Regions from separate parts of the Homo sapiens genome. Here region 2 is linked to region 1. A link is an interaction called in ENCODE POLR2A ChIA-PET data of the cell type or tissue named here. Cell type or tissue: HCT116. All regions are shown on one strand. Each heading gives the region's core, and the rest is flanking DNA. Links, peaks and the distances in the headings are about the cores only. Region 1 has its middle 10 kb from the start of RPEL1. Region 2 overlaps PCGF6 (polycomb group ring finger 6).

Evidence for each region. Peaks named below come from ENCODE experiments on the same cell type or tissue, not always from the same donor. Only the 100,000 strongest peaks of a DNase experiment are listed, where the experiment ranks them.
Region 2: POLR2A ChIA-PET joins it to region 1 with 5 read pairs; 7 of 35 experiments call an interaction of 5 or more read pairs at or near these places.

The regions. Positions count from the first base shown.
Region 1 is chr10:103,250,964-103,261,783 of GRCh38, reverse strand. No RefSeq gene overlaps it. Among named protein-coding and RNA genes, the nearest start is that of RPEL1, 10 kb to the right of the region's middle. RefSeq lists an enhancer at 6,529-7,028. In HCT116, for the core only: no CTCF peak of the experiment used is centred there; DNase peaks (open chromatin) are centred at 6,643 and 7,042; H3K4me3 peaks cover 750 bases; H3K27ac peaks cover 1,285 bases.
Region 2 is chr10:103,331,744-103,335,743 of GRCh38, reverse strand. It overlaps PCGF6 (polycomb group ring finger 6), which reads left to right. Exons shown (of 10, transcript NM_001011663.2): 7 at 1,792-1,819. Among named protein-coding and RNA genes, the nearest start is that of PCGF6, 17 kb to the left of the region's middle. In HCT116, for the core only: a CTCF peak has its summit at 1,598 (motif pointing right); a DNase peak (open chromatin) is centred at 1,633.

The DNA.
Region 1 (10,820 bases), core at 4,227-8,226:
AAAAAAAAGAAAAGAAAAGAAACTTAGCCAGGCATGGTGGTGCACACCTGTAGTCCCAGCTACTTGGGAGGCTGGGGCAGGAAGATTGCTTAAGCTTAGGAGGCCAAGGCTGCAGTGAGCCACGATCATGCCACTGTACTATAGCCTGGGTGACAGAGCAAGACTCTGTCTCAAAAATAAATAAATAAATAAACAAAAACTGTGTGATATCAGGCCTTTGAGGTCCTTGATAATCTGTGTTTGGTTATTTCTGCAGAATTCTCTCTCATCCACTGTACTGTAGGCTTCTCAAGGCCCAGTATCACATTTGATTCAGTTCATAGCCTCCCACACAGTTACTGCCTATTGAAGTGAAAAGTCAAATATCTCCAAACTAGGAAGGAAGCCCTAGTAGGAAGATAGAAACTACTAAATGAATTGCAATGATGAAGTTTGCTAGTAGAACACTGTATTGGTCCATTTTCACACTGCAGATAAAGACATACCTGAGACTGGGCAATTTACAAAAGAAAGAAGTTTATTAGGCTTACAGTGCCACATGCCACCACAGTCATGGTGGAAGGCAAAAGGCATGTCTCACATGACAGCAAACAAGAGAAGAGAGCTTGTGCAGGGAAACTCCCATTTTTAAAACCATCAGATCTTGTGAGACTTACTCACTATCATAAGAACAGCATGGGAAAGACCCACCCCCATGATTCAATTACCTCACTCCAGGTTCCTCCCATAACACGTGGGAATTCAAGATGAGATTTGGGTGGGGACACAGCCAAACCATATCATTCCCCCCTGGCCCCTCCCAAATCTCATGTCCTCACATTTCAAAACCAATCATGCCTTCCCAACAGTCCCCCAAAGTCTTAACTCATTTCAGCATTTACTCCAAAGTCCACAGTCCAAAGTCTCATCTGAGACAAGGCAAGTCCTGTCTGCCTATGAACCTGTAAAATCAAAAACAAGTTAGTTACTTCCTACATATAATGGGGGTACAGGCACTGGGTAAATACAGTTGTTGCAAATTGGAGAAATTGGCCAAAACAAAGGGGCTACAGGCCCTAGGCAAGTTTGAAATCCAGTGGGGCAGTCATATCTTTTGTGTGTGTGTGTGTGTGTGATGGAGTCTCGGTCTGTCGCCCAGGCTGGAGTGCAGTGGCAGGATCTCGGCTCGCTGCAAGCTCCGCCTCCTGGGTTCACACTATTCTCCTGCCTCAGCCTCCAGAGTAGCTGGGACTACAGGCACCCACCACCACGCCCGGCTAATTTTTTGTATTTTTAGTAGAGATGGGGTTTCACTGTGTTAGCCAGGGTGGTCTTGATCTCCTGACCTCATGATCCACCTGCCTCAGCCTCCCAAAGTGCTGGGATTACAGGTGTGATCTACCACGCCCGGCCCCCAGTCATATCTTAAAGCTCCAAAATGATCTCCTTTGACTCTGTGACTCACTTCCAGGACATGCTGATGCGAGAGGTAGGCTCCCATGGCTTTGGGAAGCTCTGCCTCTGTGGTTTTGCAGGGTATATCCGCCCTCTTGGCTGCTTTCACAGGCTGATGTTGAATGTCCGATTTTTCCAGGTGCAAAGTGCAAGCTGTCGGTTGATCTATTCTGGAGTCTGGAGGATGGTGGCCCTCTTCTCACAGCTCCACTAGGTGGTGCTCCAGCAGGGACTCTACATGGGGGCTTGGACCCCACATTTCCCTTCTGCACTGTCCTAGAAGAGGTTCTCCATGAGGGCCCCGCCCCTGCAGCAAACTTCTGCCTGGGCATTCAGACATTTCCATACATTTTCTGAAATCTAGGCAGAGGTTCCCAAACCTCAATTCTTGACTTCTGTTCACCTGCAGGCTCAACACCACGTAGAAGCTGCCAGGGCTTGGGGCTTCCACCCTCTAAAGCAACAACCTGAGCTGCAACTTGGCCCCTTTTAGTCACAGCTGCAGCAGCTGGGTTGCAGGGCACAAAGTCCCTAGACTGCACACATCAGAGGGACCCTGGGCCTGGCCCACTAAACTATTTTTTTTCTCCTAAACCTCCAGGCCTGTGATTGGGGGTGGGGGGTCTGCTGTGAGGACCTCTGACCTGCCCTGGAGACATTTTTCCCACTGTCAGAGATTAATATTAGGCTCCTTATTACTTAAGCAAATTTCTGCAGCTGGCTTGAATTGCTCCTCAGAAAATGGGTTTTTCTTCTTTATTGCTTGTCAGACTACAAATTTTGCAAACTTTTATGCTCTGTTTCCCTTTTAAAACTGAATGCTTTTAACAACACCCAAGTCACCTCTTGAATGCTTTGCTGCTTAGAAATTTCTTCTGCCAGAAACCCTAAATCACCTTTCTCAAGTTCAAAGTTCCACAAATCTCCAGGGCAGGGGCAAAATGCCACCAGTCTCTTTGCTAAAACATAACAAGAGTCACCTTTGCTCTAGTTCCCAATAACTTCCTCATCTCCATCTGAGACCATCTCAGCCTGGATTTCATTGTCCATATCATTATCAGCATATTGGTCAAAGCCATTCAACAAGTCTCTAGGGAGTTCCAAACTTTCCCACATTTTCCTGTCTTCTTCTGAGCCCTCCAAATTATTCCAACCTCTGCCTGTTACCCAGTTCCAAAGTTGCTTCCACATTTTCGGGTATCTTTTCAGTAGCACCCCACTCTCGGTACCAATTTACTGTATTAGTCCATTTTCACACTGCTGATAAAGACATACCCGAGACTGGACAATTTACTAAAGAAAGAGGTTTATTGGACTTACAGTTTCACATGGGTGGGGAGGCCTCACAATCATGGCGGAAGGTAAAAGGCATGTCTCACATGGCAGCAGACAAGAGTGGAGAGCTTGTTCAGGGAAACTCCCATTTTTTAAAACCATCAGATCTTGTGAGACTTACTCATTATCATCAGAACAGCACAAGAAAGACCCACCCCCATGATTCAATCACCTCCCACCATGTTCCTCCCATAACATGTGGGAATTCAAGATGAGATTTGGGTGGGGGCAGAGCCAAGCCATATCAAATATCTACTGGCAACATGTAGAATGTGTATTAAAATGCAGAATATGGGCCAGGCATGGTGGCTCATGCCTGTAATCCCAGCACTTTGGGAGGCCGAGGCAGGCAGATCACCTGAGGTCGGGAGTTTGAGACCAGCCTGGCCAACATGGTGAAACCCTGTCTCTACTAAAAAAAAAAAACAGAATTAGCCAGGCGTGGTGGCACATGCCTGTAATCCCGGCTACTTGGGAGGCTGAGGCAGGAGAATCACTTGAACCCAGGAGGCAGAGGTTGCAGTGAGCCGAGATCACGCCATTGCACTCCAGCCTGGGCAACAAGACCGAAACTCCGTCTCAAAAAAAAAAAAAAAATGCAGAATATGTGTGTGTTAAAATCTGCATCCAAGGTTGACATCTAAAGACTATTTGGAAAGCCTTGTGCAGTAAGGGAGGGGAGGGGGTTACAAAGATGTAATATGTAAAGCACAGCCCCTGCCCTTCATTGGGTGGTGGGAGGAAATGTGTGAAAGAAGCAGTCTGCTTAGAACAGCAAGGGAGTCCTTAACGTGGCTTTCTGGGGACAACAGAAAAAGGAATTTGGCTATGTGGGCTGGTCCTGGTGCAATCCTTCTTTATAAGAAGTGTTATGACTTAGACCCCACTGGTTTCACTTGTAGTGCTATAGGGGGCCCCTGGTGGGCCCAAAACACAGACAGAGGAGAAAAAAGGTAGGACCAGAAAAAAAGAAGGAAAGTGGGAAGGAAAGAAAGTGAAGAAGAAAGTGAGAGTAAAGGATGTGCATTACCAAAGAATCTAGCATTTACATCCTACTTCCTAATATAAACAACATTTTCACAAGAATCCTGTGAGGTGACCATTGATATTTTTATTCTGTGGATAAAAGTAAAAAAGGGAGAGAGGTCAAGGGACTTGCCCAAGGTCATAAATTTAGGTTTCTAACTCAAGACCTTGTACTGTGTTCTCCATTGCACCAGTTGTCTCTACACCAAGAGAAAGTGCCTCAACTCCTGAACTATGGGTTTCTTTTCCCAGTTTATAAGGCTATTTAAAATCTTCTTTAAAACTATATGCCAGGCGCGGTGGCTCACTCCTGTAATCCCAGCACTTTGGGAGGCCGAAGCCAGAGGATGACCTGAGGTCAGGAGTTTGAGACCAATCTGGCCAATATGGTGAAACCCCGTCTCTACTAAAAATACAAAAGTTAGCCAGGCGTGATGGTGGCCACCTGTAATCCCAGCTACTCAGGAGGCTGAGCCAGGAGAATTGCTTGAACCCGGGAGGCAGAGGTTGCAGTGAGCTGAGATGGCGTCACTGCACTCCAGCCTGGGTGACAGAGTGAGACTCTGTCCTTAAAAAACAAACAAAAAAAATAGCTGGGCATTGTGGCAGACACCTGTAATCCCAGCTACTCAGGAGGCTGAGGCAGGAGAATCGCTTCAACCCAGGAAGTGGAGGCTGAGGTGAGCAGAGGTCATGCCACTGCACTCTAGCCTGGGTGACAGAGTGAGACTTTGTCTCCAAAAAAAAAAAAAAAAAAAAAAAAAAAAATGGGAATGAAGGAAACAGAAAATTAGAACACCACAGTAATAATTGCTGCAGATAAAGTCCACTGATGAAGCTAATATTAGTGGGCAAAACTCTAAGGAGGACCAGGATATTTACATAGCATCTAAGTATAAACCTCCAAATATGCATTAATTATCTTGTTTTTAACATATGTCCCCAAATGTTTTGATACCCCTCCCTCCACAATGGAAAGCTTAATTCTCCTTCCCTTAAGTGTGGGCTGATTTAGTGGTGCACTTCTAACAAATCATGCAGGGGTCAGCGTAGACCCAAATAGGAAATATATTAGGCTGTTTAAGCCATATGATCTCTTTTGCAACAACTCACCCCTACTGATGTAGCATGAAAGCAGCCATAAAAAATATGTGAATGAATGAATGTGGCTGTATGCCAATAAAACTTTATTTATAAAAACAGGCAGTGGGCTGGATTTGGGCCTCCAGCCATGGTTTGCTGACCTCTAGAATAGCATATGAAAAAGAAAAAATAGTAACTCTGCAGTGAAGAAACTTGGCAGACACTACCTTAACTGAGTGATCAAAGTTAACATTACCAGTAATAAGGAATACTGAAGTGTTATCAGTGAAAAATGGCAGAGTAAGGAAATCCAAAAGTTTATCCCTCCATAAATGCAACCAAAAGGTTGGTTAAAACTGTTAGAATTGGCTGGGCACGGTGGCTCACGCCTGTAATCCCAGCACTTTGGGAGGCCGAGGCGGGCTGATCACGAGGTCAAGAGATCGAGACCATCCTGGCCAACATGGTGAAACCCTGTCTCTACTAAAAATACAAAAATTAGCCACGCATGGTGGCACATGCCTCTAGTCCCAGCTGCTCGGGAGACTGAGGCAGAAGAATCACTTGAACCTGAGAGGCAGAGGTTGCAGTGAGCCCAGATCGTGCCACTGCACTCCAGCCTGGCGACAGAGCGAGACTCCATCTAAACAAACAAACAAACAAACAAAAAACAAAAAAACTGTTAGAATCAACTTTTCAGAACTCTAGACACTAACCAAAAGGCCTGCAGCAGCCAGTGAAATGTTTTCATAAAAAAGACAGCTGATTCTTAGTAAGAATAGCAAGCTTTGTAGTATTTTAACTTACCCTGGTCCCATCCCCAGGTTAGCAGTGAATTTGGAGAAAATAGCTACAGTCCCAGTATAGGTACCAGTACTAGAGGGAAGAGAATGGACCTAATTCGCAAGAAATTGTTTTTGTTTTGTTTTGACCTGTATGGTGGCTCCCTGGAGGACTTTCTCAAGTGCTTACCTTTATCTTTGTTTTGACCTGTATGGTGGCTCCCTGGAGGACTTTCTCAAGTGCTTACCTTTATCTTGTCTAACTTGGAACTCTCTAGTGGTGAGTGTGGCTACCCAAGGAGCATTTGTTGAAGATATTTACAGGCAAATGTTTTGGTTATTGCTGCCTGGGGCATTGGATAACAGTTGGGGCAAACAATAGACTAATATAAAGCTTGGGAGAGAAGACTGAAGAATGAGATGCTTTGGAGAAGAAGGACTTTGAAAAACTGACATATCCCTGGGAAACCGGAAAGCCACTTGCATGCCGAGGCCTATGCACATGTTCAGGAAAGATCTGAGAATGCCCTAAGTGTTCTGGCTGATCTTCAGGCTCTTCACAAGCATGAAGCAAAGGCTAAGGCAAAGAGCTAGATTCCATCTAAAAAAAAAAAAAAAGATAGAGCAGACAGAAGAAAATATCAATGAATTTAAAAATAAATCAATTGAGATTATCAAGTCTGAGGAACAGAAAAAGAAAAGAATGAAGATATATGAAGAGAGCCTAAGTGAACTTCTGGAGTTCCAGAAGGAGAGGAGAGGAAAAAAAGGAGCAGAAAGAATATTTAAAGAAATAATGGCTGAAAACTTGAAAACTTTCTAAATTTAATTTAAAACATTGATCTATACATCTGGAAAGCTCAATAAAATCCAAGTAAAATAAACTCAAAGAGATTCACACCAAGACACATCGTAGTCAAATTGTTATAAGCCAAAGGCAGGAGAGCGAATCTTGAAATCAGTAAGACAATGGTGACTCATCACAAGCTGGGTGTGGTGTGCATGCCTGTAGTCCCAGCTACTCAGAAGGCTGAGGTGGGAGGATAGTTTGGGCCCAGGAGTTCGACTTTAGCTTGGGTAATATAGTGAGACTCCATCTCAAATTTAAAAAAAGAAAGCAGCTGGGCATGGTGGCCTGTAATCCAGCAGCAGTTTGGGAGACTGAGGCAAGAGGATCACCTGAGGGGCCAGGAGGTCAAGATCAACCTGAGATACATAGTGAGATCCTGTCTCTCCAAAAAAAAAAAAAAAAAAAGCCAGACTCAGTGGCATGTGCCTGTAGTCCTAGCTACTTGGGAGGCTGAGGCAGAAGAATTGATTGAGCCCAGGAGTTTGAGGCTGCAGCAAGGCATGATCATGCCACTGTACTGAAGCCTGGGTAGCAGAGTGGGACCTTGCTTCTTTAAAAAAAAAAAAAAAAAAAAAAAAGTAGGCTGGGCGTGGTGATTCATGCCTGTAATTCCAGCACTTTGGGAGGCTGAGGCAGGTAGATTGCTTGAGCCCAGGAGTTCAAGACCAGCCCAGGAGTTCAAGACCAGTTCAAGACATGGTGAGGCCCTGTCTCTACAAAAAATACAAAAATTAGCTGGGCATGGTGGTGCATGTCTGTATTCCCAGCTACCCGAGAGGCTGAGGTGGGAGGATTGATTGAGCCTGAGAGGCCAGGCTATAGTGAGCCATGATCACTGCACTCCAGCCTGGGTGACAGAGTGAGACCCTGTCTCACAAAAAAGAAAGAAAGAGAAAGAGAGAAAGAGAAGAAAGAAAGAGAAAGAAAGAAAGAGAAAGGAAGGAAAGGAAGAAAGAAGGAAAAAGGAAGGAAGGAAAGAAGAAAGAAAGAAAAAGGAAGGAAGGAAGAAAAGAAAAGAAAAAAAGGAGGGAGGGAGGAAGGAAGGACTCATCGTGTACAATGGATGCTCGATAAGATTAACATCCTATTTCTCATCAGAAACCATAAAGGCCAAAAGGCAGTAAGATGACATATATTAAGAGTGCTGAAAGAAAAAAACACCCCCTGTCACCCCAGAATTCTCTATCTAACGAAACTATTCTTCAAAAATGAAGGAGGGAAAGAAGACATTAAAACATTCTAAGATAAAGACTGGAAGATTTCATCACTAGTAAACCTGACGTATAAGAAATCCTAGGCCAGGCACGGTGGCTCACCCCTGTAATCTCAGCACTTTGGGAGGCCGAGGCAGGTGGATCATCTGAGGTCAGGAATTTGAGATCAGCCTGGCCAACATGGTGAAACCTCGTCTCTACTAAAAATAAAAAAAACTTAGCCAGGCGTAGTGGCACGCACCTGTAATCCCAGCTACTTGGGAGGCCGAGGCATAAGAATTGCTTGAACCTAGGAGGCAGAGGTTATAGTGAGCCGAGATTGCGCCACTACACTCCAGACTGGGCAACAGAGCAAGACTCTGTCTCAAAAACAAAAAAACAAAAAAGGAAATCCTAGAGGAGGTCTTTCAGACTGAAATGACAGTAGACAGTAATTTGAATCTACATGAAGAAATAAAATAAACCATTAAAGGTAACTCCATAGGTAAATATAAAAGGTAGCATAAATGTATTCTTGTTTAATTTTGTTTAATTTTTTCCTATCCTATTTAAAAGATAAGTACATAATGCAGTAATTATAAACCTGCATTGATAATGCACACAATGTATTAAGATGTATTTTGTGTGACAATAATAGCACAAAGAAGGAGAAAGGGAACCAAAGCTATATAGGAGCACATTTTTTGTGTAATAATGAAATTAAGTTGGCATTTATCTAAACTAAGTTGTTATTAAATAAGATGTTAATTGTAATTCCCAGGACAATGACTAAGAAATTAACTCAAAATATAGTAAAAAGGCTGGGCACAGTGGCTCATGTCTATAATCCCAGCACTTCGGGAGGCCAAGGTGGGCAGATCACTTGAGGTCAGGAGTTCAAGACCAGCTTGGCCAACATGGCGAAACCCCATCTTTACCAAAAATATAAAAATTAGCTGGATGTCATGGTGCATGCCTGTAGTCCCAGCTACTTGGGAGGCTGGGGCAGGAGAATTGCTTGAACCCAGGAGCAGAGGTTGCAGTGAGCTGAGATTGTGCCACTATACTCCAGCCTGGGTGACAGAACAAGAATCTGTCTCAAAAAAAAAAAAAAAAAAAAAAAAAAATTAGTATTCTTCCTAATATGCTTAACTTCAATTTAATCATGAGAAAATGTCAGACAAACTCAAATTGAAGACTATCCAACAAAATACTTAACCAATACTCTTTTTTTTTTTTCTTTTTTCTGAGATGGAGTTTCTCTCTTGTTGCCCAGGCTGGAGTGTAGAGGCATGATCTCAGCTCACTGCAACCTCCACCTCCCAGGTTCAAGGCATTCTCCTGCCTCAGCCTCCCGAGTAGCTGGGATTACAGGTGCCCACCACTATGCCTGGCTAATTTTTGTATTTTTAGTAGAGATGGGGTTTCACCATGTTGGCCAGGCTGTTCTTGAACTCCTGACCTCAGGTGATTCGCTCACCTCTGCCTCCCAAAGCGTTGGGATTACAGGCGTGAGCCACTGCGCCCGGCCAACTTAACCAATACTCTTAAAATAAATAAATAAATAAATAATTAAAAAAAAATCAGGCAATGGGCTGGGTGCGGTGGCTCACGTCTGTAATCCCAGCACTTTGGGAGGCCAAGGTGGGCAGATCACCTGAGGTCAAGAGTTTGAGACCAGCCTGGCCAACATGGTGAAACCCCATCTCTACTAAAAATACAAAAATTAGGTGGGCGCCTGTAATCCCAGCCATTTGGGAAGCTGAGACAGGAGAATTGCTTAAACCTGGGAGGCGAAGGTTGAAGTTAGCCAAGATCGCACCATTGCATTCCAGCCTGGACGACAACAGCGAGATTCCATCTCCAAAAAAAGAAAAATAGTTGTAGAAAAAACCTATAAATTGAAAACTGTAAAATTTCACTGAAAGAAATTAAAGTCCAGGCACAATGGCTCACGCCTGTAATCCCAACATATTGGGAGGCCAAGGTGGGCAGATCACTTGAGCCCAGGAGTTCAAGACCAGCCTGGGCCACACAGTGAGACCTTGTTCCTACAGAAAATTAGCCAGGCTTGATGGCACATGGCTGTAGTCCTAGTTACTTGGAAGGCTGAAGTGGGAAGATCACTTGAGCCCAAGAGTTTGAGGCTGCAGTGAGCTGTGATTGTGCCATTGCACTCCAGCCTGGGTGACAGAGGGTGGAGTACAATGGCACAATCACAGCTCATTACAAACACAAAACAAACCAATCTGAAAGCCAAGATTAAATGTCTCAGGGGCCTGATTGGGTGGATCTTTAAAGGTGTCTGTCACTTCTGTAAGTGGAGGCAAGACCACTTGCCACAGATTTTGTGTCCAGTGTTAAGACACCTGAGTCCCTGCCATCCATCCTTAGTTATATCAGCAGAAGGCAAGGAGGCACCCACTGCCATAGGGCAGATTATGAAATGGAATGCTTTTTGCAGCCTGATGATGGTAAATAAAAGGGCAAGGGGTAAGGAAATTTGGGCAAAATAAAAGCCATGGCGTCTCCTGTGGAGATGAGGATTGAGACTATATCACTTCTCTTTTGAGAGTTCCTGCTCTTAGAACTTATCAGATGGATTGAGATGGTGTTGAATAAGATTCACTGGCAGGACAGTGGGCTAAGAGAATCCACTGGGAAGAGTTAGCCCTGGTGACAAGTGTGAGCACATAGTGGTTGTGGTGGGGGTAGAGGTGAAGGTGGTGATGGCGGTGGAGGTGGTGGTGGTGAATGGCGGTAGAGGTGGTGGTGATGGTGGTGGTGGTGGTGGTCATGATGGAAGAAGTTGAGGTGGTGATGGTGGAGATGGTGATGGTGGTGGAGGTGGTGATGGCGGTGGAGGTGGTGATGGCAGTGGAGGTGGTGGAGGTGGTGGTGGTGATGGTGGTGGTGGTGATGGTGGTGGTGATGGTGGTGGTGGAGGTGGTGGTGGTGGTAGTGGAGGTGGTGATGGTGGTGGAGGTGGTGATGGTGGTGGTGGTGATCGTGGTGGAGGTGGTGATGGTGGTGGTGGTGGTGATGGTGGTGGTGGTGGTGGTGATGGTGGTGGTGGTGATGGTGGTGGAGGTGGTGATGGTGGTGGTGGTGATGGTG
Region 2 (4,000 bases), core at 1-4,000, 78 kb before region 1:
TGCCCACCTTGGCCTCCCAAAGTGCTGGGATTACAGGCATCAGCCACCTCGCCCAGCCTATTTTTTTCTTACAAAGAGTACTTTGCTGGGCACCGTGGCTCACTCCTGTAATCCTAGCACTTTGGGAGGCCAAGGTGGGCAGATCACGAGATCAAGAGATCGAGGCCATCCTGAACAACATGGTGAAACCCCGTCTATACTAAAAATACAAAAATTAGCCGGGTGTGGTGGTGGGTGCCTGTAGTCCCACCTATTCGGGAGGCTGAGGCAAAGAGAATCGCTTGAACCCGGGAGGCAGAGGTTGCAGTGAGCCGAGATCACGCCACTGCACTCCTGCCTGGGTGACAGTGAGACTCTGTCTCAAAAAAAAAAAAAAATGAGTGCTTTGGAGTCTGGGTGTGGTGGCTCACACCTGTAATTCCAGCATTTGGGGAGGCTAAGGCAGAAGGATGGCTTGAGGCCAGGAGTTTGAGACCAGCCTGGCCAACACAGCGAGACCCTATCTCTTAAAATTTTTTTTTTTTTTTAATTAGCCATGCATGGTGGCACATATCTGTACTCCCAGCTGCTCAGGTAGGCTAAGGCAAGAAGTTCACTTAAGCCCAGAAGGTTGAAGCTGCAGTGAGCCACTACACTCCTGCCTGGGTGATAGAGCAAGACCCTATCTCTTAAAGAAAAAAATGAAAGAAAAAAAGAATACTTTGGAGATGATGGAATTGTGAACTTGTCTAATCTTCACAACATAAGGAAGAAAGAACATTGGCTTTGATGTTAGGCACACCTGAGTGTGAATTTCAGTTTTATTACCTACCATATTTGTGTGTCCCAAAGAAAGTTATGACCTCTGTGAGCTTAATTTTTTTTCATCTGTAGAAAGGGGTACTAATACCTCATTTGCAGGGCTATTGTGAGGACTAAATGAAAAGCATGCATATGCACATGAATACCTAATTCAATGCCTGGCACATAGTACTTTCTCAACAAAAAGTTAGATACCCTTGTCTCCCTCATGGCTTAAAAGTAATTGATTTAACCAAGAAATCTGTAGGCTTCTAGGTGAAAAGGAAACTGAGTAAAATTATGTCCAGGTAATTATTCTGCAAAAAAAGCAATAGGAAGCATAGCAGCCTTCTTGTAAGAAATTTTATATTGTAAATGTTACTATAGAGAGGAAAATCACATTGATTATGATTAAAAGAAAAATATGAAATTAGACTAAGCTGTAAAATGTTAGGATGCTAAATGTGGGGTGAGGGGGAATCTAATATTTAAGAATATACTTTTTCCTGGAGATCTATTGTACATCATGATGACTACAGTTAATAATGTATTATATACTTGAAAATTGCTAAAAGTAGATCCTAAATGTTCTCACTACAGTAAAATAAGTATGTGAGCTGATGGATATGTTGATTTGCTTGATTTTATTAGTTTACAGTATATACGTATCAAAACCTATAGATATACACAATTTTAATTTGTCTATTATCCCCTAATAAAGCTGGAAAAAATAAGTAAATTCTCATATTTTCCATCAAAAAAAGAGAATATACTTTTAACTTCTAAAATTAAGTATAGAAAGTAGACTAAAATACTGGATAAAACTGCCTTTGCCTTAACCACTAGGTGGCAGAAATGACAATTACATTTGTTTATTTCATAAAACTTCAGGTGACTGTGTTCTAGAATTACAATGAATTGATGTTTCTCAAATATTTATATATGTTGTTTTATGATTAAACATATAGCTTAAAGTATTAAATATTGATTAATTTTGCTCTCATTTTTCAGTGCTAATGAAGGCACGGGACATTTTAAGGTATTTTACTTTTTTTTTCATTCATTTCACAAGAGGACTCTGTAGCACACAAATTCGAGTCAGATTAGCAACCAAATGGAGATTGTATAAATAAGTTATTTAAATATGAAGTACATTTAATAATATTATAGATTTATGAATAAAAGTTATTAAGTAGGGATTTGTTCATTCAGAACAGTAGTCTAAGGAAAATTAAGTGAATACTTTTTAAAACTAAAACCAAATGCTATGTTAATTTGGTGATAAAAAATGTCTCAAAGCATTTTTGCATATTTGGCATTTAGAATTAAATATGAGCTTAAAATTTTATTTGCATGTAACATTTTTTGCTCAAGTTATTTTGCCCTACTTGTTACTTCAATTATTCACTGAAGTTTTAGAGGTAAGAATGAACTCCTTTGTAACATATTTAAGTTCAGAGTTGATTTAAAGATTCCGAAATCACAGGTAACATTGTATACAGTGTTACTACTATAATGTGAGTCATCAGGAAAAGGTAACTTTTTAAAAAGGGGTAAATCAGACCTTATAGTTTCTTGGGAGGTAAATATACAAGGAATAGGTGACTTTGATCTGTTTAGATTTTCAGTGACTTTGTCAAGTGTCTGTACTGAAAGTTAGGTGAATTATACCTAGTTGGATATACTGTACTGTTTTATGAACACACTAGCTCAGAGACATGAATTAAAGCATAGGAATAGATAGGTAATTCTCTGGGTGAAGCATATTATACATGTGTCTCAGAGATTGATGTGATAGAGGGAATGCAGTTTTAAGTCCTCATGATTTTTTTTTTTTTTTTTTTTTAAATGGAGTCTTCCTCTGTTGCCCAGGCTAGAGCACAGTGGCGCAATCTTGGCTCACTGCAACTTCCGCCGTCTGGGTTCAAGCAATTCTTGAACCCAGCCTCAGCCTCCTGAATAGCTAGGATTACAGGCATGCACCACCACGCCCAGCTAATTTTGCATTTTTAGTAGAGACGGTGTTTCACCATGTTGGCCAGGCTATTCTCAAACTCCTGACCTCCGGTGACCCACCCACCTGGGCCTCCCAAAGTGCTGGGATTACAGGTGTGAGCCACTGCGCCCGACCATAAATCCCCATGATTTTTGATAGCGTTGAACCTCTTCTAAGTTGTAAAACATCAAACCGGTGGTGTTCAGCTTTAGGAAATTCTCGTAGCCATGTAGTGGGTGGGATAGTGGCAGATACGTTTTTGTATGGTTTAAGCACCAGGATATATGCTACCAGTGTTCCCTGAAGACGCCTGTCTAATAACCTGTAGTAGTCAGTCCAACAGAGTTTTAAAACCTCATGAAGAAAGAACTAGAGAATGAATTGAAATATTAGGCCGGGTTCGTTGGCTCACATCTGTAATCCCAGTACTTTGGGAGGCCAACTCAGGAGGATTGCTTGGAGCCAGGAGTTCAAGACCAGTCTGGGCAACACAGGAATACCCTGTCTCTATCAAAAATAAAAATGTTAGCTCTGCATGTTGGCATGGGCAGTTCCAGCTACTCAGGAAGCTAAGGTGGCAGGATCACGTGAGCCTAGGAGATTGAGGCTGCAGTGAGCTGTGATTGCGTCACTACACTCTAGCCTAGGTGACAGAGTAAGACTCTGTCTTAAAAACAGAAAAGATAAAGTATTAGTCTACTGCTTCCTCAGAAACACATGTGCAACCCAGAATATATAGTTGTGGTTCTTACACATGAAAAAACATGGTAGCAATATCACCTTGAAGTGTTCTTGCCAAGACATATAGGAAGGTGACTATGCTTCTAGATTTAATTACTAATTTACAAGAAATACAGGGGACACAGAGATGTATTAGGCCGGGCGCGGTGGCTCAAGCTTGTAATCCCAGCACTTTGGGAGGCCGAGGTGGGCAGATTACGAGGTCAGGAGATCAAGACCATCCTGGCTAACAGTGAAACCCCATCTCTACTAAAAATACAAAAAAAATTAGCCAGGCGCGGTGGCGCGTGCCTGTTGTCCCAGCTACCCGGGAGGCTGAGGCAGGAGAATAGTGTGAACCTGGGAGGCGGAGCTTGCAGTGAGCCAAGACCTCACCACTGCACTCCAGCCTGGGCGACACAGCGAGACTCTGTCTCAAAAAAGAGAGAGAGAGATGTATTAAATGACACTGAAGGAATATAATAAGCCAGATCAAGATAGTGG